Linked DNA regions of Homo sapiens: regions 1, 2, 3, 4, 5 and 6 are each linked to region 7. A link is a loop called in an ENCODE intact Hi-C map of the cell type or tissue named here. Cell type or tissue: PC-3. All regions are shown on one strand.

The links. Peaks named below come from ENCODE experiments on the same cell type or tissue, not always from the same donor. Only the 100,000 strongest peaks of a DNase experiment are listed, where the experiment ranks them.
Region 1: a loop joins it to region 7, with 4 times the contacts of the local background. A loop is called at or near these places in 2 of 110 quality-filtered maps.
Region 2: it touches region 7 in a loop (5-fold over the local background); 14 of 110 quality-filtered maps call a loop at or near these places.
Region 3: a loop joins it to region 7, with 3 times the contacts of the local background. A loop is called at or near these places in 2 of 110 quality-filtered maps.
Region 4: a loop joins it to region 7, with 6 times the contacts of the local background. A loop is called at or near these places in 9 of 110 quality-filtered maps.
Region 5: a loop joins it to region 7, with 6 times the contacts of the local background. A loop is called at or near these places in 44 of 110 quality-filtered maps.
Region 6: it touches region 7 in a loop (4-fold over the local background); 8 of 110 quality-filtered maps call a loop at or near these places.

The regions. Positions count from the first base shown.
Region 1 is chr10:77,353,731-77,357,730 of GRCh38, reverse strand. All of the region lies in intron 2 of KCNMA1 (potassium calcium-activated channel subfamily M alpha 1), which reads left to right. It overlaps KCNMA1-AS3 (KCNMA1 antisense RNA 3), which reads right to left. Exons shown (of 6, transcript NR_126365.1): 2 at 3,112-3,321; 3 at 2,503-2,562. Among named protein-coding and RNA genes, the nearest start is that of KCNMA1-AS3, 4.9 kb to the right of the region's middle. In PC-3, no CTCF peak of the experiment used is centred here; a DNase peak (open chromatin) is centred at 1,690; H3K27ac peaks cover 3,426 bases.
Region 2 is chr10:77,518,449-77,522,448 of GRCh38, reverse strand. All of the region lies in intron 1 of KCNMA1 (potassium calcium-activated channel subfamily M alpha 1), which reads left to right. It overlaps LOC124902464 (a long non-coding RNA gene), which reads left to right. Exons shown (of 2, transcript XR_007062205.1): 2 at 1-4,000. Among named protein-coding and RNA genes, the nearest start is that of KCNMA1, 120 kb to the left of the region's middle. In PC-3, a CTCF peak has its summit at 1,955 (motif pointing left); a DNase peak (open chromatin) is centred at 3,708.
Region 3 is chr10:77,303,646-77,307,645 of GRCh38, reverse strand. All of the region lies in intron 2 of KCNMA1 (potassium calcium-activated channel subfamily M alpha 1), which reads left to right. Among named protein-coding and RNA genes, the nearest start is that of KCNMA1-AS3, 45 kb to the left of the region's middle. In PC-3, no CTCF peak of the experiment used is centred here; DNase peaks (open chromatin) are centred at 1,235 and 1,775; H3K4me3 peaks cover 352 bases; H3K27ac peaks cover 715 bases.
Region 4 is chr10:77,427,017-77,431,016 of GRCh38, reverse strand. The region is part of intron 1 of KCNMA1 (potassium calcium-activated channel subfamily M alpha 1); the gene reads left to right. Among named protein-coding and RNA genes, the nearest start is that of KCNMA1-AS3, 78 kb to the right of the region's middle. In PC-3, CTCF peaks have their summits at 299, 1,879 and 2,088; a DNase peak (open chromatin) is centred at 2,056.
Region 5 is chr10:77,492,912-77,496,911 of GRCh38, reverse strand. The region is part of intron 1 of KCNMA1 (potassium calcium-activated channel subfamily M alpha 1); the gene reads left to right. Among named protein-coding and RNA genes, the nearest start is that of KCNMA1, 140 kb to the left of the region's middle. In PC-3, a CTCF peak has its summit at 2,282 (motif pointing left); a DNase peak (open chromatin) is centred at 2,271.
Region 6 is chr10:77,414,695-77,418,694 of GRCh38, reverse strand. The region is part of intron 1 of KCNMA1 (potassium calcium-activated channel subfamily M alpha 1); the gene reads left to right. Among named protein-coding and RNA genes, the nearest start is that of KCNMA1-AS3, 66 kb to the right of the region's middle. In PC-3, no CTCF peak of the experiment used is centred here; DNase peaks (open chromatin) are centred at 1,074 and 2,144; H3K4me3 peaks cover 1,225 bases; H3K27ac peaks cover 2,980 bases.
Region 7 is chr10:77,640,289-77,644,288 of GRCh38, reverse strand. No RefSeq gene overlaps it. Among named protein-coding and RNA genes, the nearest start is that of KCNMA1, 4.5 kb to the right of the region's middle. In PC-3, CTCF peaks have their summits at 91, 2,086 and 2,287 (motif pointing right); DNase peaks (open chromatin) are centred at 98 and 2,308; H3K27ac peaks cover 501 bases.

The DNA.
Region 1 (4,000 bases), 290 kb after region 7:
TCTATAAAACATCAATTTGTATGTAGAAACTGAAGTTTAAGAAAGACAAGCTTTTCTCTTAATTTAAATTATTGCGTCTCATGGGAAATTTAATTTTTTAAATAAATCACATATTCCAATGAAGCAGAAAGCTTTGCTAGATACACAGTGAAGATGTTTGCTTTAAAAATTGTTCTTTATTCAGCTAGAGAGGAACCAGGGGAATACAGGAAGATAAAAAGTGCTGAATGGAATATACAAGACAAGGTTTTGAAATCAAGGCTAAATTAATCATCTCTCCCTTTCAGTGGGCTATATCTAAGCAGAGGCTGGCAGATACTCTCTGACTGTCAGATTTGACTATGTTATTCTCTACCAGAGGATGCTACCAGAATGACTGTCCCAGGGTCCATGGGTGCCAGGATCTGTTAACTGATGGCAATCTTCACCTGAGGAACTGCATGTATCTTCAGGGATCTCTTGCATGCAAGTGAGACAACTATGGTTCAAGCTGCTTAAGAACCAAAAAAATGGGGATGGGAATTTGATGGCTTGGGTAACTGAAAAGCTTAGGGTTAGGCTTCTCTTCAGGCTTAGCTGATTCCAGGCAATCAAATGATGTTCTTCAGTCTCTTGCTGTCACTGGTTCACTCATTTCTTTTTCCATCTCTTACCTCTGCTTTCTTCTGTGTTGGTTTTATACTTGGGCAGCCTTCTTTTATGTGGATTTCCGTAACAGAATCAAATGCATATCATATTGGCTTCTTACCTTTGGCTTTCAATAGAAAGATAGATTCTCTTTTATATATAGACATACAGTAGTTCCAGCAAAAGTCCTAGAACTCACTCTCATTGGATCAGGTTGGTTGGCATGTTGCTTCTGAACCAATCACCACAGCCAGGAAGATAGGTCTCATAGTCTTACTGAGCAAACCTGGGTGGATATCACTCCTGGAGATGGAAGGTGGAGGTGGGCGCATTCTTAAAACAGAGGGATTGAGAGTGGGGAATAGGGCATACCAGAAGGGGCAATGAATGCTAGTCAGGTAAAGATAATAGCTATCCACTATGATATGGTTTGGTTGGGTAGACTTGAGGGACCAGACCTGGGGTGACCCATGTTTGCCCAGCTGATCCCATTGGGTGATTTCTTCCTGTTTGATTTCCTGCAAGGTACCTCAGTTGTTGGCATGATTCTCCTGCCATCTTGCTCCTGGATGTTGAAAGGCCACACGGTGTCTAATTTACCAACACAGACCTGATCTAGAAGGCAAAGACAAGTTCTATGCCCACACTTTTCCAACTGTAGAGTTAAGAAGTTATTTCTATCCTCCAGGCTTAATTTTTGGCTATCAATATTGAGCTAAAGACTATTGAAGATTTACAAAATTATGTATCAATTTAATTTTACTATAATTAAACACATTTTAGTGAAATTCCTGTAGCTTCCGTTATTGATATTTTTCACAACAATCCTCTGACATATACAATTAGCCCTATTTTACAGGAGAGAAAACAGGGTCAGAATGGTAGAGAACTTGTTAAAGGCCATGCAACCTGGAGAATCCAGCATCTATGTGCTTGTGCTGGGTTTGATGCATTTAGGGATGAATAAGACATTCTCTGCCCTTGAGCTGTATGTAATTGCTCTGTGTTTATAGTTACATAAAAGAATGAGTAATATGCCTCTATGGAAGTAAAACAGAAGGAAGTGATTAATTTTACGTAAATGTAGTCTAGGAGACAGAAGGGACATTAGAGATGGGTCTTGATGAGTGAGTAGGAGTTTCCCACGTGGATATTGTGTACAGGGGGTCGTTTTTTCACTGAGTAATGCGTGAGTTTTCTATGAGATGGAGCTGCCAGTTTCAGGAAATGTAATGTCACCCTTGACTCTGCCTTCTCCTTTTACCAGAAGGATGGCCACAGAGATCTACATTAGTATTAGTTAGGTGCTTTCATTTGCAAAGACTAGAACTCCTAACACAAATAGGCTTAAATAATAAAGGGCATGTATTGTCTTATCTAATTGAAAAGCACAGAATTAGGGCTGACTTAAGGCCAAACTTGATCTGTTGGCTCAACAATATCACCAAGGATCTGGCTTCTTTCCATCTCTCCGTTCTGTCTTATGCTATCTTTCATATCCTTTGGTGTCTTTATCAAAGGCTGGCACCTTTTAGGCCCTAATATGACTGAAGGAGCTCCTGGGGCTAGATGCTTCCTTCATCATGCCCAACAGGAAGGAAATGGCATCGTTTCCAGGCACTTTCAGCAAGACCTGAGAGTCACTCTGATTGGACTGGCTTAGGTCACATGCCCATCCCTGAACCCATCACTGCTGCCACGGAACAGAGAACATTGATAAAGTTGATTTCCCTGAAGCCACATGGATCCCCAAATGGAATTTTGCAGACTGATGGAAGGAGGAAGTGGACAACGGATGCTATATTAGTCCGTTTTCACACTGCTGATAAAGACATACCTGAGACTGTGAAGAAAAAGAGGTTAAATTGGACTTACAGTTCCACATGGCTGGGGAGGCCTCAGAATCACAGTGGGAGGTGAAAGGCACTTCTTTACCTGACAGCAGCAAGATAAAAATGAGGAGGATGCAAAAGTGGAAACCCCTGATAAAACCATCAGATCTCATGAGATTTATTCGCTACCACGAGAACAGTATGGGGGAAACCACCCCGTGATTCAGATTATCTCCCACGGAATCCCTCCCACAATACGTGGGAATTATGGGAATACAATTCAAGATGAGATTTGGGTGGGGACACAGAGCCAAACCATATCAAATGCTCAGAAGGCATATGTTTTGGTAAGGCATCAAAGAAATGTTTACCAGAGCACTGAAGTTTCCATAGTCTCTCTTTTTTGGGCAGTAAAGGTTCTATATAGCTCCAAGACATAATCTTTGATGCTCAGTCTATGACAACTCAAATTCTAGGCCTTTCCTTGGATAATTCAGCCACTGAACTACCTTTTGCTTCCCTCTGTAGTCTCTTCTTAGTTAGTACTCTGGACAAACTTGCTTTGACTTTGTCCAAAGACACCCATTCTTTATTAGTATATGACGAATTTTGTGGACAGAGAAGAGTGCTATGGGCATGATGGCATACTTACCACACAGAATGATCTAGAACTTTGTAGCAACTAATGTCCTAGGCCTTTTCCAGAGCTGCTTTCTTCAAATGGGGCAACAGACGTGATGCCGCATTTTCTAAAGCTCTTCCCAACCTCCAAAACAGCTTCTTTTCTTTCTGCTGAGGAAGCTAAATTTACTTTCAGTCCTCAAATGGTGAAAAAAAGGGGAGCCTCCCCAGATGTCTCACACTGATAAGAGGAAGAAATATCCAAAGCCATTAGCCAGTGGTGACAAACAGTGTGTGAATTGTAACGGACGCAGGGTGGCTGAAGAAAAGACTGAGTGGTTGGAGACAGGCAGGCAGGCCTGAGTTTCAAATCCTTACCCTGTCACTTTCAGCACTTTGGGATGCTGAGGCAGGCAGATCACGAGGTCAAGAGATCGAGACCATCGTGCCATCATGGCCAACATGGTGAAACCCTGTCTCTACTAAAAATACAAAAATTAGCTGGGTGTGGTGGCACGCATCTGTAGTCCCAGCTACTTGGGAGGCTGAGGCAGGAGAATCGCTTGAACCCAGGAGGCGGAGGTTGCAGTTAGCCGAGATTGCACCACTCACTGAACTCCAGCCTGGGTGACAGAACAAGACTCCATCCCCACCCCTCCACCCCCACCACCCCCCCCCCCAAAAAAAGAGGCAGGATGCCATGGGGTTGAAGAAAACAGGCCCTGTAGCCAGGCTGCCTGAGTCTGAATCCTGGCTCTACTGTTCACCAACTGTGCCTGCGTTCATGTCCCAGCTCTTCCATTGACTAAGCCTGGATCAAGAAATAATCCCTGAGTTCTAATCTGTCATTCAGGTAATTGCGTTCTTATGTTTCCTTTTGTCATTTGGCCTTCCAACTTAGTTGGGATGATGGTGGCTGT
Region 2 (4,000 bases), 120 kb after region 7:
CTGGGGATTTTGGGGCAGGTGGAGAGTGTTAAGGAGGAGGCGAGGCAAATGAAAAGGCAAAACATTTGGGGGAGTTTTTGAAAAAGTTAAATAAGGAAAAGAGTGTCAGCTGGGGGAAAGCACATCTCAGGCCCCATTGCAGGACCCCTTCCCCAGTGGAGTCATAGAGTCCCCTACTCTGCCCCAAGGTGTTGGAGATGGCTCATGGCTCATGGGAATGTGCAGGAAGTCCCCTGAGTCTTATTTATTTATTTATTTATTTATTTATTTTGAGATGGAGTCTTGCTCTGTCACCCAGGCTGGAGTAGTGCAGTGACATGATCTTGGCTCACTGCAACCTCCGCCTCCTGGGTTCAAGTGATTCTCCTGCCTCAGCCTCCTGAGCAGCTGGGATTACAGGGACCTGCCACCACGCCTGGCTAATTTTTGTATTTTTAGTAGAGATAGGTTTTGCCATGTTGGCCAGGCTGGTCTGAAACTCCTGACCTCAGGTGATCTACCTGCCTCGACCTCCCAAAGTGCTGGGATTACAGGCATGAGCCACCGTGCCTGGTCCCTGAGTCCTCTTAGGGTCTCCAGAAATCACTATATCAAGTGAGGTTTGGGGATGGGCACATCTAAGTGATAACCACCCACTAGGCAAAAGGATCCTGGTGTTGGGAGATGGGGTGAGAAACTGGGGTGGGTGTCATTCATTCAACCGAGTCATCACTCTCAAGGGACCAGATGGAGAAAGGGAATATAATAAGAAAAATGATGATGCTTAAAATAAATATTGATAATGCCCACATTTTCAGGGAACTTCTATGTGCCTTAGATATTTATTTATCCAAGAGCCTCACTTCTTTTTACTTGTCCGATCCTTACAGCAGATCTCCAAAGAGGTTCTCTGTTATCCATGGTTTACAGATGAGGAAACTGAGGCACAGAGAGGCAGTTAAATCACTTGCCCCAAACCACTGAAGCCATAATTGGCGGATCTGGGATTGAAGCCCAAGCTTCCGGGCACTAGTGTGTGGGCCTCTAATCTTGCACTTTGCTGCCACCAGAAATTAGGCACCAGGATGGTAACTGAGGAAACCAGACAAGAGTGAGAATGTAGGGGTGGAGGATGGAAGATGGGTATCAGGGAGGTTTTCTGAGTTGAAGACAGTCTGTCCTGTGGCTTCTTAAAGGTTGCTTTCAGATGAGGGTGACACAAAGGTGTCCCCCTGTCCTGGACATGATTTAGAACCCTATCCACAGAGAACATGCCAAATTTTATGCACCTCAGGGCCTTTGCACATGCTGTTTTCTTTGGCTGGAATCACTGTTCTCCCTGCTTTGTGTGTTATGGTTCTTTCTCATCTGTCACACTTAGTTTAAAGCTGCCTCCTGCAGAGGCTGACACGTCGTAGCAGTTGCTCCATGAAAGTGTTGAGTAAATGGATGAAGAATAAAGCTCTTGGCCTTTCAGGGAATAACTATAATGAGAAATTTGGAAGATCTTTCTGCAGCTGAGCCTTTGGAATTTTGATGTCTTCCAAAAGCTGGGGTTGTTAGGAGAAGAGGTACCAAAGTGGGGCTTCATCTGTAAAGACCCAGCTGGAGCTCTTGTTCACGCCTTTCCCTGAGGCTGGAAGGTCTCTTGGATGTCACAGGCTGCCTCTTTAAAATGGAGACAGTGGTGGACTTTCCTCTCTGTTGAGGATGGGAATGAGGATGAGGGAGCAGGCTTGGGGTGAGCCTACCATCCAGGGGCAGTGAACTTTATATGGCGTGGGATGACCAGTGGCCTCCCCTGGGGTGGCTGCTGGATATTGGCTGATGGATGGTAGAGGAAACACTATTCTCATCTCAATTCCTGGATTGGTGTGGGGGCCAAATGAGATCCCATCATTCCTAATTAAGATGTAGTTACATTAATGATAAAGACAACAATGGCAGCTAATACTTAGAGAGTGCTGCTACCTGCTGGTCACTGTGCCAAGCCCTTTAGTGTGCCTTATCCTTGAGTCCTCACCAGCCCCTATGTGCAGGAACCTGCTGAGATGAAGTGACTTGCCCGGGCCACACACCTGGTAAAGTTGGAAACCAACTGGAGCCAGCCCCAGACCTCACATTGCATACCCCAGACCTCACACTGGATACCCTCACACTGCACACCCTCACACTGCATACCCTCACACCACATATCCCAGACCTCACACTGCACACCCCAGACCTCACACTGCATACCCTCACACTGCATACCCCAGACCTCACACTGCACACCCTCACACTGCATACCCCAGCCCTCACACTGCATATGCCAGACCTCACACTGCACACCCTCACACTGCATACCCCGGACCTCACACTGCACACCCTCACACTGCATACTCCAGACCTCACACTGCACACCCTCACACTGCACACCCTCACACTGCACACCCTCACACTGCATACCCCAGCCCTCACACTGCATATGCCAGACCTCACACTGCACACCCTCACACTGCATACCCCAGACCTCACACTGCATACCCTCACGCTGCATACTGCACACCTCACACTGCATACCCTCACACTGCACTGCATACTGCAGACCTCATGTATACCCTCACACTGCATACTCTCACACTGCATACCCTCAAACAAGGCCCTTTTCTGACTGTCACTTGCACCAAACAGAATGCAGAAGTTTTCTAACTTGAACCTTTGAAAATTTTTTCTGTTCTGTGTTTCACGAAGGGATGTGTTAATTGTTGAGGTAATTGCAGAGTTCCCTGGCTTTATAATCACTCATGTTATTTATTGTTCTTGTTATTATTAGTAAAAGCCATAGTAATTCAGCCTTTGGGTTGGAATGGCAGCAGGAGCCAGCTGAGTGACCTTGGCCGTGATATTAATACTCTTTACAGTCTTCCCTCGATTATCCAGGCTAATGGAAAGAGAACCAGTGCCCGCAAATAATCATAAAACAAAAAAAAAATCAATTATCTTCTCAGTGGAGTGTTGACTGACACGTGGGTCCTACGCCTTTTATGAGGCTGGCCTTCAAACACAGCTGCATCTTTGGTGATATTTCAGAAAGCGTGAGGTGGGAAATAATCCCTGTTTTGCAAGTCAAGGATGGAGAAGGAGCCTTTCATCTCTGGATAGAGATGGTGTGTGGATATCACCAGCTGCCAATGGAGGGGTCAGTGCTGTTATTCTCTTTCCTAAAGCAACTCGGGGGTGATGGAGAAGGTTGCCTTAATCCCCTCTGAGCATTTCACTGGCTGATGTGGACTCATGGAAAATGTCAGCGTGCTGGCCCAGGCCAGGCGGGCTGAAGCCAGTGTGTCTTACAGCTCTGTGGAGCAGACGTGGTGTGTGGCTTGAATGGAAAGGTCATAAAGGCCTGGGACAAGTGAGTGGACGGAGCCAATGGCACTGTCTGGTAACACTATATGGAAGATGAAATTGTAGTGTGGAGCTGAGAGGTGCAGGGCTGGGGAAAGAGACCTCAGCATTTTCCATGATTAACTTTCTAATAGTAACCATGCGTGGACAGTGGGTGCTGGGCAGCAGGGAGACAGTCTTCTCCAAGCGTGCATTCATACAGTGCAGGCGGCTTCCCACTATCTTTGGGTTTTCTCCATTTTGTCTGAGGCAGGGATCAGAACATAGACCTATTGTCTTTGATGGCAAAGTGAGGAGGCAGCCAACTTCATGTCCTCCTAATTGACTCATTTCCTCCCCGCTGGAGTCCCCAAAGCATAGGTGACCAAGAGCTCCCTCTCAGCTCTAAGTCATGAAGAAACGGATGCTTAGAGAGGTTACCCAGAAGCTGGGGACAGAGCTGGCACCACACCCAGGCCTCCTCCCTTCCAGTCCTGTGCTTGGGCAGGCAGCCTGTGGGCTTCTTCCTTCGGCCCTGTCCCCTTCCCTCAGTACTAACACGTGCTCCTAGATTTCTGAGCAGCCCCTAGAGAGAAGTGACGGATTCATACTAGAGTGTTCATGACTTCATGTATCACTTGCCTGAGAGTATTTT
Region 3 (4,000 bases), 340 kb after region 7:
GAACCTGGGAGGTGGAGCTTGCAGTGAGCCAAGATCGCGCCACTGCACTCCAGCCTGGGTGACGGAACGAGACTCCATCTACTGAACATCATGGCTTAGCCTAGCCTTAAACCTTAAATGTGCTCAGAACACTTACATTAGCTCATAGTTGGGCAAAATTATCTAACCCAACACCTATTTTGTGATAAGCGTTGAACATTGCATGTAATTTATTGAATATTGCACTTAAAGTAGGAAACAAAATGGTCGTATGGGTACTTGAAGTACAGCTTCTTCTGAATACCCATTGCTTTTGGAGTATTGTAAACTCAAAAAATCATAAGTTGAGCCATTGTAAGTTGGGGACTGTGTCTGCATGTACAGGGATGATATAAATGCCCTTGGAGCTTGGAAGAGGGAGAAATTTCTGAAGGCCAGAAGAGACTGGCTTTGGATGAGCTATGTAAAACCAAAACCCTTGTAGCCTTGTTGGGATTCAGGGAGCCATGCCCCTTCTGCTGATCTTGCAATTGATGACCTTTGAACTGAGGCAGTAGTAGAGCTTGGGTTAAATTAAAGGAAAGGGATTCTACCTCATGTGTTCTTTTGCAAGTTGAGAGTGTCAACTGGTCTGGGGATGACTTGAGCTGCGTGTGCTATGTTGCACTGGTGAGGTGGTCACTTGACCTCGTACCAATACTGGCTTCTGAGTGGCTTCCAGGTATTGACCTTGGCTAATGAGATTGGATTCAAAGCATTTGCAAGTGCCAGTAGGTCAGTGATCACCATTATCTACTGTGCACCTCCTAAATGCCCTGCCCTTTTTGCGTAAGCTGGGTCTGACAGCCCTAATCGGTCCTACCTCCTAGATAGCACTGTGGCCCATTTATTCTTACCTAGTTCAGGCCACCATCACTTCTTGTGTAGACAACTGCAATAGTGTCCTACAAATCTGCTGACATTCCCTCCTAAACACCCCCTCTCTGTCAAATCCATTCTTCTAACTGCGGCTGGTAGAATCTTTCTAAGATGGTTTTCTGATCATGTTAATTCTTTTCTTAAAACTCTTCATTTATTTCTATTGCACTTGGAAGAAAACCTAATCTTATTATATCCTATATGTGTTGTCTGACCCAGAATTTTTGTCATTCTTTATTTGATACTCATGTGGCTCAACTGCAACAGCAGCAAACAGCTGGGCTCTACCCATGTGGATCCCTCTACTTGGAATGTCTCTCCTCTTCTCCCTTTCCCCACCTTTTGCTTAGCCTCCACTTACTCATCCTTCTTGGGCATCACCCCTACCAGATCAGGTTAGCTGCTCCTGTTCCACAGCTCATAGCTTGCTGTACTTTCCCTTTGCATTCCCTAATGAACCCCCATGTGTTATCCATGTAGTTTTCTGTTTAGTGTCTGTCTCCTCTTTCCCTTTCAGGGACCCTTGCAAGGTCCCTGAGGGCAGAGACCACCCCCATTTTGTTGGCTACTGCTCAAGACCTAGCACAGAAGCCTGCAGCTCAGCAGGCTCTCAGGGCATGTTTGTAGAGGCAGTGGCTGCTTTGGGGTTTCCAGAGCTTCCTTGGGAGGTTTCTTCTGTGTGTCCCATTGACCAGAGCACCACTGGGGGTGAAGTGAGCCCCAGACATCTTTAGGTTTCCATCTTTAGGTGAGCTTTATGCCCAGGCACGTAGCAGAAGAAACTGTTTCTACTCATAAACCAAGCAAATTTATAGTGGAAATCAGTGGGAGAAAATAAATATGAATCCCCATGATGTCATTTTATGGGCTGCTTTATAGATTGTAATCACCCATTTAGAGTTTGCAGGCTATTAATTTTGTTTGCGCAGAGCCTCAGGACTCTTGGGGACAGAATTTACAGGGCTGTGGTGTCAGACACGTGGTTCTAGGTCTTAAACCCCTGAAAGGTTTTGGAAAGAGAATGACAGGTAGCCTATGGAGCAGCTGGGGCTTAGGGCTCTTTCCTCTAGCTTTCCTCCTGGACATAGTTTTAAAATATTTGTTCACTGTTTTATCATCTTAATTTTACCCTAGTCTTCAGGCCTGTCCTTTCCGTAAGCTAGGTGACTATGTGGGTCTTGCATTAAACCTTTGGTAGAGAGAGCTCCCCTCTGAGAACCTGAAGAGATGTAAAGAGGAACAGCACAAGGTCAGAGAGAACTGGGTAGAATCCAGCTCTACTCCTTGGCTTGTGATCTAGAGCCAATTTTCATTGTTGTTGTTACTTTTTTCAACCTTCGTTTCTTTCTCTATAAGTTGAGACCCATGCCCTCAACCTCAAAGGGTGATTATAAAGATAAAGAAGAGGAAATAGGAAAAGCATTTGGTACTCAAAATGAGTTATAGTTCATAAAATGACTATGACGATTGCTGTTTTAAGGTAAGCTGATAGAGTGGGAACACAGTGGAAACTAGGAGTCAGGGCACCTGGTCCCAACCCTGTCACTGATGTGCTGGGTGATTTTGGACATACTAGTTAGCCTCTCTGGTCCCAAATTCTTCATTGGTGAAATAAAATGTTTGGCTCAAAAGATTTTCAGACATGGTGCTTCTCAGTGTGGTCCATCGACCACCATCCCCTGGAGACTTGTTAGAAATGTAGATTCTCAGGTTCAGCCCCAGCTCTCTTGGCCCAGCAGTCAAAATTTTAACAAGCTCTCCAGGTCTCTGGTGGGCATAGTGAAGTCTGGGAAGCATTACCTTGGTTCTAGCACTCATGTCCGATATTGACTTCCCAAGCAGCAGTCACCTCTGGAGCCTTCCTCTTTGGGGTCTTGGACCGCAATGGCCTTTGGCAAGGAGTCTCTGCTGGATCTGTGCTGCACACGGGGTGTGGGAATCTCTGGGCAACCAGAAGAGCAGTAGTAACATCTTTAGGTAACTGAAGTCAATCCTGCCCACTGGGCAAATATTAATTGGTTGCTCAGGGCTGCACTGAGTTCAAATACTGAGCCACTCAGGGGCTTCGAACGACCAAGATCAGGCAGTTTTCAACCTGTGATCCACTTTTGGTAGATTTAAGGCAAAAGCAAATATTTTTTGCCATTTTTTCCCAAATTATTTTACCATTATGGCACGTGTTGCTCCTGCCTAGGAGATGCATTCCCCAGAACCAAGCAAACAAGAAGAAGGTCCTCCTTCAGTGGGCTGTCATCGATCATTCCCCGTTCCATGGCCACAGGACTGACTGCTGATGAAATCTAAAAGACCAGCTTGCAGAAGGCATGGAAATCCTGGGGTTAGGGGCCCCTCTGCTATGGAGGTATGACTCACAGTGGGTCAGGGAACCTGAGTGGGATCATCCCTGGAACTCAGAATCTCTAAGACACACTTATTGGCTCTCTATAAGCAATAACAGATGGCAAGATAATATTATTCTTCTAATCTTTTGCTAAAAACATTCAGTCATTTCTCAGGGGCCTCCCTAGTAGAGGAAGACACCTGCAGGGTATCTCATTCTTTCTTGTTCTCATTTTCCCTTCTACCATTTTCCCCTTAGTATATTTCTGGCCCTATGTGCAGGAAATCAGGTAGCTGAGGTGTGGTTTAAGGGACCCATTGTGGTTCTTATGGCCCATCAACACAATTCCTTCGTGTTGGCCTGCAGTATCCATGTTTGTTACCCTTTTGGGTCAAGGCATGAAAACATCTGTCCACAATGCCAGTCTTACCTCTGATATCAAAGATAGTATCTGAGACGGGTGATAAACAAATTTAATGTGAAAAGCTGATGATGTTTTGAAGTCAGTAGAGGACGGAGCTGACAATGAGCGTCTTGCAATGAGTCTGTTCTCAATTTCATTGCTGATAAAGAGAAACAGTGTAGTGTGGTGGCGAAGAGCACAGACCCTGAAGCAAGAATCCATGGGCTCAAATTCTGAGTCTTTAAGTCTGTGGCCCAAGAATTCACATTTCTAACTGACTTCCTGGGTATGCTGATGCTGCTGGTCTGCAGGTCACACTCAGGGTGGCAAGGTCAGGCAAGGTCAGAGCACAGCATGGG
Region 4 (4,000 bases), 210 kb after region 7:
TGCAGCCTGGAGAGGCCAGGGTAGAATATTTCCCAAGAAAATCATGAAGAGGACAGAGAGGATTGGGGAGGCTTTATTGTGTTGGTGACGATCTGTGAATTATAATCAAGGCATGTTGATGGACAAGTCCTTAGCATGTGTTGCCTAACAGTTTATTCCTTCCACCTAACTTAATGGAGGCCCACTCTGTGCTCGCCACAATACAAAGATGTATTGCATTGATACAAAGACGAATCAGCTTTAGTGATTCTCATGGGAGTTGTACTTATAGTAGATTAGCAGGTGCATGGACATGATGTAAGTGGATGGCGCCTCCTTGCACCCTCCCTTGTTATGACCACTGTGAGGTCCTTCTCAACTATGTCTGCAAAAAGTGCCTGCTTTGTCTGTTCTCCTGGGGAACAGAAATGCTGATGTTTCACTAGGCGTTGTTCCTAGGTGAGTATTCTGGATGGTGGTGGTGGAGCCTATAAACCAAAACATGTCTGAAAGAGTTCTCAATCAATTTAGAGGTTCATTTTGCCAAGGTTGAGGATGAGCCCAGGAAAAAGAGATAAAGGCTACAGTAGACTCTGTGGCCTGTGCTTTTTCCAAAGAGGGTTTTGAGAACTTCAGTATTTAAAGGCAGGAGAGTGGGAAGGAGCAAAAAGAGGGACACTCAATAGTGCATTCGGCTCCTGCTCAGTAAATCTTGTATTTTACATAAGATAAAGTAAACATAGAGTAGAGGAAGAAGAAGTCAGATCTGCATTTGTCTTGAGGTGGGCAGAGGGATGATTTCTAGTCTTGTCTTTGTCCCTTACCTGTGAAGATACATTGTCAGGGTGAGAGAGGCTACCTGGGGAGATAGGTGACCTTCTCTCTTGCAGCAATCTGTTTAGGAACAAAGAGAAAGCAGCTTTTGCATGACAAAGTTCACTCTTTCTTTTGGCATAGTGAGTTGAGGGTCCCAAGATTTTACTTTCCTTTCACAAACCAAATTGTGACATGGCTGTGAGAGGATGGTTTCTTGTATCTTGTATCTTCTTGAGGATTAATCTAAATCATTTGTGTAAGAGAAGGAGGTAGACTGGGAATCAGGACTTCAGCTTCTATGCATGGCTCTGACACTCATCTCTTAGTAGGATTTTGAACCCTGACTTGCTTATTGCTTCAGTTCCTCTTGTTCAATGGAAAGGTTGGGTTGCCTGATATATCATATATATACATATATGATAGATACATATTAACATATATATAAATCACAATATTCTTTGGAACAGGAACTCTGAAAGATGCAAATATAGGAATAAAGGGGTTTTGTTTGAGAAAGCTTGCAAGATGTTAGGTCAAACAAAACAATTAAATAGTGTTCTTCTTATTGCAGAACTTTTTAGGGCCTTTAATAGACTACTATGGGGAATTTCCAAAAGAGGGTACAATATGCAGTGATTCTCAAACTTAGTTGACCATAGAATACTTGTGTTGGGGAGAAGCTTATGAAATTAATATTCCTTGGAATTCTACTTTGGGAATTGTAAGGGTAGACCAGCGATGTTCAAATGGTGGCGATTTTGCCCTCGAGGGGACGTTTGGCCATGTTGGGAGACATTTTAGTTGTCACAATTAAGGATGGGGGTGGAATGGAGGAGAATAGCTACTGGATAGATGCCAGGGATGCTGCCAAACCTCCTGCAATATACAGGACAGCCTCCCACAACAAAAAGTTTATCCATCTAGCCAAAGTGACAATTGTGCTGAGGTTGAGAAACCCTGAACTTAAAACCCCCTTCTGTTCCTGGCTCTAACACTTGGGGGATTAGGTGGTTTGGTGACCCTTCCGAACTTGGCATACCAGTTCACCCTCAGGCATCTTTGGCTCTTGAACTGTATATTATTCTCTAGAAGGCAGGAGAGGTGAGGCCTTTCATACTCATCCCTGCAGACCTGCACATTTCTGGCACCAGACCCATATATCTATATATCTATATATTCATTTACCACAGCCCAGCATTCCTGGCAGCCTGAGAGCTGGTGGCTAGTTGAGAAGAACATTTAGTCTCCCTTTCCTGGGTCTTGTTTCCACCCCTAGTGGCCAAGCTGGGGCAGCTCGCTTTGCTCTGTGGTCTGACAAACTTGGATTTCAAAACCCACTGCCTGCCAGGAGCAGTTCCCGCAGACAGAGCTCAGATTCCAAGAAGACTATCTGGCTCTTAGAGATCCATCATCTTTATGAAGTTTTAAAATCACAGATGGTTTTTATGGATATTCAAGGTATTCCAGCCTTTCATGTTTTCTCTTCATCCCTCTTTCTTCCCCAATCACACATTTTTCTCCAGTAACCAAAACACAATAGGTAATGGAAATTCCATTACAGGCTGACCCACAGAGACTGCATGGGACCAATGCAATTATGTCTGGAGCAAAGCACTGTCATGACTAATTAGCCTCTCACATAAATGAATTTTCCTATGGATAACTTCAGAAAAATCAGCCTGCAAAACACACTCCTTATTAGTTTTCCTTCCTTCTCTGGGCTTCGGAGTTAGGCTTTCCCTAAGGATTCTCTCCACCACTGGGCCACGTGAACAGTCTAGCCCATGGTGGAAATCCATTTTCTGCTTGCTCTTCACCCCCTCAGTCCTGTGCTTAGTTTCATTAGAGACTAAGTCTCATCAGAGACCTCGTTATTTTTAGGGTGATGAGCTATTTATTGAGCAACTTGCTTCTCTCTTGGAAGGCAACATAGGCAGTGATGAGCAGGGGCTCTGTCACCCCAGCTCTGCACTGACAGTAACTTTGGGGGAACCTTGGAGAAGCCACATTGGGACCTCCTGGTTTTGTCTTCCCACCTGTAGAGAGGGGCATTGTCCTTGATCTAGAGATATCAGCTGTGATTGAATGAGTGTAATTCACGGAGCAGACTTTATTGGCCACTGAATTTAGAAGGGATTATAAAACACATCTTCCTTCAAAAGGATGCTTAGAGCTGGGCATGGTGGCTCACACCTGTAATCCCAGCACTTTGGGAGGCCGAGGCAGGTGGATTACAAGGTCAGGAGATCAAGACCATCCTGGCCAACATGGTGAAACCCTGTCTCTACTAAAAATACAAAAATTAGCCAGGCGTGGTGGCATGCACCTGTAGTCCCAGCTACTCGGGAAGCTGAGGCAGGAGAATTGCTTGAACGTGGGAGGTGGAGGTTGCAGCAGTGAGCCGAGATCATGCCACTGCACTCCAGCCTGGGTGACAGAGCGAGACTCCATCTCAATAAATAAATAAATAAATAAATAAATAAATAAATAAATAAATAAATGAATGGATGGATGCTCAGGATTGGATGACTTATTGGGCAAAAGCCTGGGCCCTTGCTTAATTGGTTCAGACATTTGTTGAGTGTTACCTATGTGCTAGGAAGTACTGCTATTTCTTCTGAAGGTTGTAGAATCTCTAAATATAGAGACAAAAAGAGAGGGGAGGGAAGGCCCTTGTGAGGTGTTAGCAAAGACCTCCCACCACCACTGACTGGCACTGATTCAGTATCTGTATCTGGGTGCTGTGCCAAGTCATCTCCACATCTCAGCTAACACCCTCTGTGGTGCATATTGATAGTGCCCCCTTCCAGGGGAGGGCACTGAAGCTCACAGAGGTTAAGAACCCGTCCAATAACATCTGAGTTAGTAACTAGCAGAGGTGAGATTTGAGCTCAGTTCTATCATACTCTAAAGCAAGCCTCTTCACTCTGTGTCTGCTGTGAGCATTGTTTTGAATGGGTCCTTGATTCCCAGCCTGTATTGACTTTCCACTGCCTGGGTGCTCCAGCCAGGCTCAGGGCTCTGGGGAATATATAAGTGACCATCTGGGCTGGGACAGCACCATGATGCTGATGTGCACCAGGAAGGGCTGCCTTTGGGAAGAATTGCTGTGCACTGCACTCAGAAATTGCATGTGCTAGATGTTGGAGCTGAACTCCCCTAAGAGGAATTTTCTAAGTGGATTATGAAATCAATTTAGTGAGTT
Region 5 (4,000 bases), 150 kb after region 7:
GAGTGGGAAGACAATGAGCAGAGCTTTGGAGAGCAGAGTTTGAAGTACTTGTGGGACACCAGGTGAAGACAGCCAGGTGACAGCAGGAGCCAGGTGTCCTCAGGCTCTTGCTAGTGCTGTGTCCTGGTCAACACACTTAATCTAGCTGAACTTCAGTTACCTTACCTGTATGTAAAATGAGGATGTTCATAGCTCCCTCACAGTGATGTTGAGAAATCAAGTAGGTAAACAAACATGGTATATAGCTTTGGGGGCCCACTGGTCTGACAGGGCGCTCAACCTGTCCTCTTTTTTTTTTTTTTTTTTTTTTTTTTTGAGACAGTGTCTCGCTCTGTCACCCAGGCTGCAGTGCAGTGGCGCAATCTTGGCTCACTGCAAGCTTTGCCTCCCGGGTTCACGCCATTCTCCTGCCTCAGTCTCCCAAGTAGATGGGACTACAGGCGCCCGCCACCACACCTGGCTAATTTTTTTGTATTTTTAGTAGAGACGGGGTTTCACCATGTTAGCCAGTATGGTCTCGATCTCCTGACCTTGTGATATGCCCATCTCGGCCTCCCAAAGTGCTGGGATTACAGGCGTGAGCCACCGTGCCCGGCCCTGTCCTCTCTTTCTTGAATGGTGCTCCTTCTAGAGCATTCCTTGTAACATGCATGAGGTGGTCTCTTATCTTGAAGACCCGCACCTGGTGAGGAGGGTGACAGACAGGATTCTGTTGTCAAGGAGGTGGTAGGAATGGAGTCCAGGGTGCTGCTAAGGGAGGGCCAGGCTGTATGGTCAGGTGGGCACAGCTGCATGGAGGATGCTTCAGGGGCTCTGGAGAAGAAATGAGTGACAGAGCTTTCAAGGACCACCTTCTAGGGGTGGGGCTTCCAGGCCTCCAAGGAGGGCTCTGTGTCTTTATCAGACCGATGGCTGCCCAGAACCTTTGGCAGAGGGGCTCAGCCTGCCTTGGTGCCAGTGAGCTTCCACACAGGAAGACTTCCTGAGGCTGGTGGCTTTCCATGAGCAACTACAGGGAGGAACCGCGGGGGTACTGGTGGCTCAGTAGCCTCTGCTTCCTCTGAGGGAATGGAGGGGTCAGTCCCTGGTGTGGGGGTCTCTTCCCTGTCCTCTGCTCATCATGAGGCTGGCTTTCCTCTTTTGCCCACCCCTTGGGCTGGGACCAGAGCACAGCCAGTCACCAGTATGGTGGCCCAGCACGGCAGGCTGTGCCTGTCTGTGTACACGCCAGCTCCATGAGGTGGAAGCTTTGGCAATGGGCTCCCAGGGAGCTTCCCCGCAGGCTTCTCAGGGGAATGTGTTGGGAGTAGATGCATGGAGAGTTCGTTTTTTCTCCCTTTCATGAATGAGAAAACGGGCAGAGAAATCACGGCACTCATTGGCCGATGTTTCTGTTGGTGCAGATTACCAAGGGTGCTGAAGTCAAAAGGAGTGAGCCACAGTCAGCCCTCTGGGTGGTTGACTGCCACTGGGGCCTTTAGACCAGGAAGGTGTCGTGACCGAGGTGGACCTGGTGGTGAGATGCAAGGTGTGGCAGCCTGATGCGGAGGTAGCAGAAGGGAGACAGGCCAAGTCAGGGCAGCCGGCAAGGGGCCCATCACAGAGCAGTGCAGGCGGGAGGCCACAAAGGCCTGGGCTGGGGTAACGTGGGGGCTGGAACCGGGAAGCTCCTTCACACATTGAGCCTACTTCTTGGGACTCTGTTCCAGTATATTAGTAATGTTAGGAATTTCAGTTTGGCTTTTTAAAAAGCTGTTTTTCCTTTGAGGAACTCAAATATTATTGGTTGAATTGTGTCTCCCCAACAGATAATGAAGTCCTAGCCCTCCGTACCTGTGAATGTGACCTTATTTGGAAATAAGGTCTTTGCAGATGATCAAGTTAAGATGAGATCATTAGCGTGGGCTCTAACCCAAAATAACTGGTGTCATATTTATAAAAAGGGGAACTTTGGACACAGAGACAGACATGCACACAGGGAGAATGCCTATAAAGATGAAGGCAGAGATTGCGGTGATGAATCTGTAAGCCAAGGAAGGACAAGAAAACTAGGAGAGAGGCCTGGAACACATGTGCCCTCACAGCCCTCAGAAGGAACTGACCCCAACGACATCTCCATGTCAGACTTCTGGCCTCCAGACCTGTGAGACAATGCATTTCTATTATTTAATCCAACTCAGTTTTTGATACTTTATGATGGCAGCCCCAGCAGACGAATTCACCAAGCTTCCCGGATCCCATTTCTTCACTCTCTGGAAAACTGCTCCCTCTGGTGTCTGAGAATCACACGTATGACCTCCCTGAGGGGCTCAGGGTTGGCAAGGCCTCCCCATCTGGGTGGTGAAAGGTGCTCTCTGGGCTGCAAAGAATCCAGACAGCTCTGTGAGCAGCGGCTGCCAATTCACTGACATTGACTGACTCTGGGGACTCTACCCTTTTCATCCCCATGTGCCCGTTTGTCCAGCCCCTGCAGAAACCCCTGTGGGGTCTGGCAGTAAGCGAGGCTGCTGTTCCAGGGAATGTGTGTGCTGAGGCTAGCCAGGCAGCTGGGCTAGCCTCCTCCTGCACAGTCCTTCTTAGGAATGTCCTAAGTACCTATTCAGCCCTGGCCTGAAGCAAAGGAGGCACTGGGTAATGAGGACTGGGACCCCATTGCTCATGGTCCAATTGGCGAAATGCCAGATTAAGCACAGATCACTTTTCAAAGTCAAAGGCAACGTGGTGAGTTTCTTTGGCATTAAAAGTCCTCTCCCATGGTTATCCCATTCTGAGTAGCCAGTTGTGTATTTATTCACCCAGCCCTGTGTTGCGGTTATTGTCTTTTGAGTGTTTGATTCTATCCCCTTTATATGACTCATCAGCCCCCAGAAAGCAAAGGCCCTGTCTTGTTCAGCCTGGCACAGGGGCAGCCGAAATTCCCACAGGGCTCACCTCCTTCGCCTCTGCCTGAGATGTCTTATCAGCGTCACTCTCATTCTGCAGGGGAGGAAACCAAGACTCCAGGGTGGAGTGATTGGCTGTATGTTTCACCTGCAGCCACGCGAGGCCCAGAAGTCTTCCAGTGCTTTGGAGGTTCACAAGAAATATGGTGACTCAACTGGAACCACATTAGAGGTCAGCATTTAACAGGTCCCCTCAATTTTCCCACAAGGGCCAGTCTTGTGTCCTCGGCTATGACCATGAGCCACTGGGGAAAGAGATGCTCTCTTCCCTGCAGCTGCACGGCTCCCCGTGCTGGGTTGGCCACACACTCCCCACCCAGTGCACCTCCGTTGATTGATTGACGTGGTGTTAAACATGTGGCCTTTTGCAGGCAACTCTAGGAGGGTGATGAGCTTTGCAAATCTGCCCAGTGCCTAAAACTGAACCACACACATAATTCACTCACACGCACTCGCTCAGTTGGGCGTGCATTCTCACTGCCATCCTGCCTCCAACTCACGCTTGACGCCTCACAGTTCTGGACTTCTCTTCTACCACACAGCAGTGCCTGCCCTGGCTGGCCAGTACTACATTCCTGACCTTTGGGTTTTGGGTCCCTGGGGGCAGCTTGCTGCCATCCGAACCACCAGGCCCTGGCCCTCAGCGAGGCTTCTCCAAGTGTTCTGCTGCCTTACTTCTGCTTTCGAAGCACCATGCCTGTCCTGGGGTGGAGTCAGAAGTCAGAAGAAGAGGCTGATTAGCCGGGGTGCCCTTGGAGGGGCCAGGGTCTCCTGATCTGCAGCCAGGGCTCTGCATTTAGGAAGCCTTGTCAGAAGCCTGCAATTGGCATTGAATCTGTTTAGAGTGCTCAACCTAGTGCCAGGAACTGTGGGAAATCTGAAGACATGATCAGTTTCCAGAGAGTCAAGACAACCAGCAGAGGATTCAGGTTAATAAACTTAGACTTGTGTTCAGCTACCTGGTTCAAATCCCCATTCACTGGCTTTGACCACAGGAGAATGATTTCACTTCTCTAAGCTTAATTTCTTTGTAAAATTTCACAAGGTATTATGAGCAT
Region 6 (4,000 bases), 230 kb after region 7:
GTGGGCAAGTCCTTTTGGCTTCCTCTTGGCTCTTTTTCTGGATCCAACTTCATCGTAGGGCTGGACCAGCCACTTTGTCAAGGGTATCCTCCTCACTGAGGTCTGGAGATGGGGACAGGGTGTGGATGCCCCTGGGTGTAGGGAACCGACACTTCCAGACACTCGGTGAGCTCTGTCTGGGTGGAAAACCTCATCAGAAGCCAGATTGAATCACACCAGTTTCTAAGACATTCCTCAACCATGTTAGGCAAAAGAGTCCCCCACTGACAAGCTGGGGTAGAAGGAAACCTGATATAATTTTGGAAAAAAACCTTACTTGAGAAAGAAGGTTCTCACAGCTGCCGAGTCTCTCTCGACGTCCAGGGTTGGAGGGGTCCCAGGCCATGGAGAGAAGATTGATGGGTCTAGCGGAGCCAAGTAGAGAGTTGAGGCTTTGCAGGGCCAGGCGCTTGCCATCCTTAACTCCCATTAGGGATCGAGAAGGAAAAGGAGAAGGAGTTCTCTGAATCCAATGGAAAAAGAAGTCCTGTCTCCTTTCCCTGGGCTGTTGAATTGTTTTTATTTCACATTAGCAACTGCTCTGGACTCTCTTGTGTTTGGCTGCTGTGTTGGAGACCTAGATCCAAACTAGGGTGTGTGGGAACCCAGGGACATAGAGGCTGAAGTTTTGGAACCCAGCCAGTTCTTCCAAGGGGTGAGGTCAGAGGCAGAGTCCAGGGAGCAGGGCAGCTCTGGGAGCCTGGTTCCTCAGGCTGGGCTGTGCTCGGAGCGGTAGATCCTGACTGCCGCTGTATGCCTGGTAACCTGGCCATCTTTCTGCCTCCCAAAGTCTGTCTGTCTTGCTAGCCCTTGGTTTCCTGAATGGGGATCATCTTAAGTGTGGGGAAAGGCTGTCTGACGACCTAATTGGGACAGCTCTTTTGACCCGAAGCCAAGCCCCATCCAAGTTCAGCAAATGGAAGAAGCGGGAACATGTTCAGTTGGTGAGGTCTATAGGCACAGACTGGATTAGGTCCTAAATCATGGTGGAAATTTTCCTGGCACGGGACAAATCCTTTTGTAAACAAGAACATTCATCTTTCTTTTGACTGACATGCCTGGTAGGGCATGTGCCTCTCAGAAGCTCCATGTCATCTGATCTCATTTGGGATTTAGTGTTTTTATTTGAAAATGTAGCTGCCCTGAGGAACAGCAGTTAGGAGCCAACCCCCAGTTTAAGCTTCAAGTCATGGAAACTGGCCTGGTTTACCCAGACGTCAGTGATGCCTGGGAAAGCTCTTGCTTTTCCAGTGCCCACTGAGCAGAGATTTAATTTACTCAATCGGTACGTGTCTGTTAAGCACATTGCTGTATGCCAAACACTTTGGGCATAAAAGGTATATAGGCCTTGCCTTCAAGGATTGTCCAGGCTAACTGGGGCAATGCAACATGCATGGACCAAAAGACAGCTAAGTACCTGTCCCATGTGGAATTGGGGGAGCAGATGTGGGCCCTGGAGACAGGACAGGGAGAGCTTTGGGGAGATCTAGCCAGGAAGGAGAACTTCACTGCACCTCTGGGATTTGATCAGGGAGGATGAAGATGGTTGGGGAGCAATGGGGAGAGCATCCCAGGAGTGGGAACAGCCAGCACGGAGGTGTGGCAGTCAGGAGGACCAAGTCATAGCCGAGAAGTCAGGTGGAAGAGCAGGTCAGTGACGAGTGGGGAGGGCAGCCGGCAGCCTCAGCTCCAGGCCTTGAAGATCAGGCCTTGAGGAGTTTGACTTCTATGCTTAGGGCATTGTGGACTTGGCAGGATTTTTGAGATTCCAGAAGATATGAGCGAAGAGTGAAAACAAAGCAGGACAGAACAAAAAACAGAATTTCTTCATTTATTATTTCAGTGCACTGTGAAATGCTCACCGTGTGCTAGGTGCTGTTCAGGCTTTGAGGATGTGGAGTGGGCAAATCAGGCAGACTCTGCCCTGACTGCTAGAGAATAAGCACACGTGTGTGATGAAGGTGGTAGTGGTGGGAAGCAAAGAACAGCAGCGAAGGGGATGACCGTGTTCCCTTCCGTGTGGGGCACTGGGCTGTGACTTACATTGCTCTCGGGTTACTCATCTTTTTACTCCAAATTGCTTGGAGTCCTCTGTTGACTCTGAAGGGAATATTCAACCATAAACAATTCATCCTATCTGCTATCTGTGGTTGAATTCTTTCTTCCCAGTTGCCCCTTGGGTGGTGGCTTGGGGCCACGGTAACACTTGTAGTATTTCCCGGGAGGTTGTTATAGTTCTGTGCATTTCCTGCAGTAGTGGTAGTGAAGGCATTAGATGCCAGGAACTCAGGCGGTTGGTATGGCCCTGAGCTCTGAAAATGCTTGCCTTCCCCTTTCCCCTATTGTGTGGGCCAGCAGCTTGCAGAGCTCCTCCAGCCCTGAGAGACCATGCCTCCATCCCTCAGACCCTACCTTTCCTGGCCCCAAGGCTGCCTCTGGCTAGTGTGACAGACACACCCTGGGCCCCTGAAGTCTGAAAGCCACATTTTTCGAGGGGAACCTGGCCACTATGAGTGTGGAATATTGGGGCCTTAAATTTCCTGCCTGTAGAATGAGGCATTTGGGCTAGGGGAGTGGTTCCTAGACTTTTTGTGGGATAATCAATGAATTTTTATAAAACAGAATATCACAAGGCCACCAGCTTTTTATTTTGACAAGCAAAAACATAAAAAAAGAAACTGTCAAATGCCAGCTCTGCCACCATTGTCATTTCATTAAAAGGACATGTTAATACCCAACAAAGGAGTAACGATATAATGTCAAAGAAAAGGACAGTTCTTCCTGGGAGAGGCCCTTCATCAGTTGTCTTCCACTGACACACACAGTGCGCTGTACTGAGGCTTTTCATTCCGTACCACATCAGGGGCAGCACTGCCCTGTGGCCATGCAGGACCCATGGGAACAGAGCACCTGTGAGCTACCTGCAGGAGCCTTTGCTGAGGAGAGTGAGGCTCCTTGGGGGCTGGATCCTCCTCCTGGTCTACAGGATGGCAATGGGCTCCCTCCGGTAAAAGTTAACTTGGCACGAAGATTTCTGCATTCTTTTATGAACATGAGGGTTTGGGATTTCCTGTGTGTTTGGTTATCCATATCCCAGTCTGCCCTGATGAGAAACAAATGTAATTTTTGCCTTCCTGCTGGGCCCCTGCCACAGTTTTCTTGTCTGGGCAGGTCTTGAGCTGAGCTTCTGGGGCAGGATGGGCTGCCCTGCAGACTGGCAGCTGAGTCTCCGAGTCTCTGATGGACAGCAGGCTGTCTTGGACCCTGCCAGGGTCATCCTGGCTGAGGACTCTACTAATCCAATTCAAAGTCTCTATGGCTCTGATAGTGGACTCTGGACTGTCACTTATATTTTCCAATTTTATTAAGCTAATTGAAAGAGAAGGAGATTGTTATTTTACAAATACGGCACATTGGCCAGGATGTATGTATTAGCCCTGAAAGTTTGGAGGTTGCCTTACTAATTTTAGGCAGCATATGTGGCCATTTGAGAACATATCTAATGTCTAATGAGCATTGTATTCCCAGGTTGGATCCCCGTCCCCTAGCCCATTTCTCCAACTCTCTGTCCGTACATAGTGGATTATAACTGAATTTAGATGTCTGTACTACAGGATTTTGTTACTTAGAAGCCATAGGTTGTGAGATGGTTGTTTCAGTAGTAGTAGTAAACAGAATTTTATATGGAGATTCCATCTCTGTTCTTGCACATTGGACCTATCCCAAGACAGTGTGGAATAGAGAGAAAAAATATGGCCTTCAGAGTTAGAATGGACTAGATTGAAATTTCAGCTCTGCCACTTACAAGATGGGTAATCTTGGAAAATTACCCAATCTCTCTGAGCCTCATGACATTCCTACCTTGCAGCCAGGCGTGGTGGCTCACGCCTGTAATCCCAGCACTTTGGGAGGCTGAGGCGGGCAGATCACTTGAGGTCAGGAGTTCCAGACCAGCCTATCC
Region 7 (4,000 bases):
AGGGCATTGTGCCTGAGCTGTGCCTTCTTTGACCTAGCCATGGATGTCCTTTGGGGAATGAAGATGATGTTCTTGCAAGTTTGTATCTTGGCAGGCAGGTGGCGCAATGATTGAGGAGGATACGATGAGACCACAGCATTATTTTCTTCCAATGCACTGGCTTTGATGTGTTAGAAAAGAAGAGAATTACTTTGCGGGTAACATGCCCTGGCTCAAAGCTTCTTCATCACAATTGGCTGATCTGAGGCCAGTGACCTGGGGCAGGGCTGGGAAGTATCCCACGGCCAGACTGACTGCCACAGGCACCTCTTTCCTACACACACCTGCTCTCCCGAGGCACTGGAGACAGGATGGAAGCATGTCAGTGGAAATCTTCTGGACATCTTTTTTGACAACTAGAAGTCATTTGCACACAGTTTTATAATTTATTTTAAAACATATTAAACTTTGGAATCATCTAAATGCCAGGAGTATGCCATCTACTGAAATGTTATCCAATTATCATTTTTTAAAATAGTGTTTTCCATGATATTTAATGACTTAGAGAAAATGCTAACAGTTTCATGTTAAGGGAAAATAGGATAAAAGTTAGATGTTTAATCTAACCCTAATTTTGCAGAAATACACACCCAAGGAAAAGGTATGAGATAAATATATAAAAATATTAATAGTGGTTATTTTGGGGTGGTAAGATTCTATGTGACATATTCTTTTTTCTTGTCACTGACTTGAAGCTTATATGAAACTTTTATATTCCAAAGTTTATAATACATATGAATTATTCTTACAAGCAGAAGTAAATATAAAATAAATATCTATAAAAATGTAAGCATGTGAAAGCTTGTTCTGTAAGTCCCACTCTCCAGCATTATAAATTACAAACAGATAAATCACTTCAGAGGTAACAGACTTTCCTTGTCGTGCCAAGTAACCTGGCAGAGCTAAGCCTCAGTTTTCTCACCTGTAAAGTGGGAAAATAGCTACAGCCTTTTTTTTTTTTTTTTTTGAGACAGAGTCTCGCTCTGTTGCCAGTTGGAGTACAGTGGTGCGATCTTGACTCACTGCAACCTCCATCTCCCCAGTTCAAGCAATTCTCCTGCCTCAGCCTCCTGAGTAGCTGGGCTTACAGGCATGCGCCACCACATCCAGCTATTTTTTTTTTTTTTTTTTGAGATGGAGTCTCGCTCTGTCGCCCAGGCTGGAGTGCAGTGGCGCAATCTCGGCTCACTGCAAGCTCTGCCTCCCGGGTTCACACCATTCTCCTGCCTCAGCCTCCCAAGTAGCTGGGACTACAGGCATCCACCACCACGCCCGGCTAATTTTTTGTATTTTTAGTAGAGACAGGGTTTCACTGTGTTAGCCAGGATGGTCTTGATCTCCTGACCTCGTGATCCACCTGCCTTGGCCTCCCAAAGTGCTGGGATTACAGGCGTCAGCCACCGCGCCCAGCCAATTTTTATATTTTTAGTGGAGATGGGGTTTTGCCATGTTGGCCAGGCTGGTCTCGAACTCCTGACATCAGGTGATCTGCCCGCCTCAGCCTCCCAAAGTGTTGGGATTACAGGCGTGAGCCACCGCGCCTGGCCACTACTGCACTTTTTTACTTCACAAAGAGACTGTGAAGACCAAGGGTGGTTAGAAAGAGGGATACTGCTGACTTTAAAAGAAAACACAGTGGTGATTCAAGGAAGGGCAGGGTTACTGGTGGCAGTAACAGTTGAGATCTGACATCAAGTCATAGTAATAACATGAACTTTGTTAGCTGCCTTTATCCACAACAGCTTATATGCTGGTAGGACTGGTAACTAGATAATTCATACTGTTGAAGCTGTAGGGTTTTGTTGTTTTTTTATCAATTTTTCTTATTTTTTTAAGTGACAAAAAGTGTGTTTATGGTGTACATGATGTTTCAAAATACACATACATTGTGGAATGGCTAACTTAAGTAAATTAACACATGTATTACCTCACATACTTATCATTTACCTGTGATGAGAAGACTTAAAATCTCTCAGTGGTTTTCAAGTATACAAAAAAACATTGTTTATCCACAGTAGTCACCATGTTGCACAATTAGATCTCTTGAAATTATTCCTCCTGTATAACTGAATTTTTGTATCCTTGGACCAACATCTTCCTGATCCATGCCTCCTTCCTACTCCCTGTAGTTTTTTTTTTCCAGCAGGGTTTTCCTCTTGGAATTTTCATATCTCAAATTTCAGACTGTTAAATTAAGTCCCTTTTTTGAACATTCATGAAATAATGTCATGTGCCAGGAAAATCCACCAGAGGGCGCTAGATCATTTAAAGAGTCACCACCTGGCTTCTCCATCGCAAAATCGCGAAGATTGATGTCAGAGTATTGGAACTAGGTCCAGGTTGGAGGAAAAGAAAATCCATTGCACATTAATTGCGATGCTGGCCAACATTTTAGCAAATAATCTTTTTTGTTCTCCTTTTACCTTAGTCACTCTGCTTTTTTAGTATGTATGTTTATGCACTTCCTTTTACTTCTTTTAAATCAGTTAGGACTGTTCAGATTAGAATATTTAAGCTTGAAACCTCTGATTTGCTTTGAGAGCTGCCATAGACACACATGCACATGGTACAGAGGCTGCCCTTCTCTCTGGGAAGCTTTTGAATGAATTTAGAAATAAAAATAAGGCTCGTGGTGTTTTCAGAACAGAGGGTGAAGTTTCTACTTCTGTTGAGACTTTCAGTTCTTGTGCAATGGACCTCAATTTCCAGCCTGCAGACACACCTACATTAGGGGAAGATGTGCTGGGCTTAGAGTGCTTCTCTATACCTTTCCCATTTCCAAGGCTGTCCAGGGACTGGCAAGAAAAGGAGTGGTGTTGGGTAGTCAGAGAGCTCATTTAGGCTGGAGGGGCTCTGCTGTGCCCTGGAGTCTGGCCACAGTCTGGCTGTGGACATGCTGTGGACAGCATGACATGCAGGCATGTGCACATACAATTACGAGCTCAGGGGTCAGAAGATCTGGTTAGACTTGCCTGTCCATTTTTGGGGTCACAGTAATTATAGTTAAGATCTGTATAATATTTCCTTCCTTCCTTTTTCTTTTTTCTTTCTTTTCTTTCTTTCTTCTTTCTGACAGTTTCACTCTGTCATCCAGACTGGAGTGCAGTGGTGCAATTTCGGCTCACTGCAACCTCCGCCTCCCGAGTTCAAGCGATTCTTATACCTCAGCCTCCCGAGTAGCTGGGATTACAGACATGTGCCACCATGCCCAGTTAATTTTTGTATTATTAGTAGAGATGGGGTTTCACCACGTTTGCCAGGCTGGTCTTGAACTCCTGACCTCAGGTGATCCCACCGCCTCAGCCTCCCAAAGTGCTGGGATTACAGGAGTGAGCTACCATGCCCAGCCTTCTTTTTCATCCTCACATATAACCCTTCGAGGTAGGCAGGGAAGTTTCTGGCTTTATTTTGATTGTATAAATGAAGAAACACATCAAATCAAAGATACCTAAGGTTCCTTTTAAGTTTGAGGTTCTGTCTGTGCAGAGCCTTTTCCTAAATTTGTAATGCCAGGGGCCAAGTTTTCTGGAAGTGGTGCAAAAGTTTGTGAACAATGTGGAAATGGCCAGAGAGAACTGGGCAAAGGCCTGGGAATGTCTATTTCTGGTGGATGGTAGCACTCTCTCAGTGCTTACCAGCCAGGCCATTCAGGGAGGAGGTGAGAGACTGGGGATTGTAGGAAGGAAAGGATATTGACATCAACACTGAGAGTTTCTGATGATTCCTGACTAAGCCGAGGCTTTGGACAGCACAGAAGTTGCTAAAAGCTTCAATCAGCAGAGGCAGGGGTGATGAAGAGAGCAGGAGATGGCATCTGAGGGGCCTCCAAGCACCCTCTCCAAAGATGCTGAGGTGATGAAGGTGATGATGGAGGAGAAAAAGCTATAGATCCTGCAGTTGGGGTGACAGAAGTCACGGCCATCGGCTGCTTACCAGTAGACCCCAGACTGGCATTTCAGGG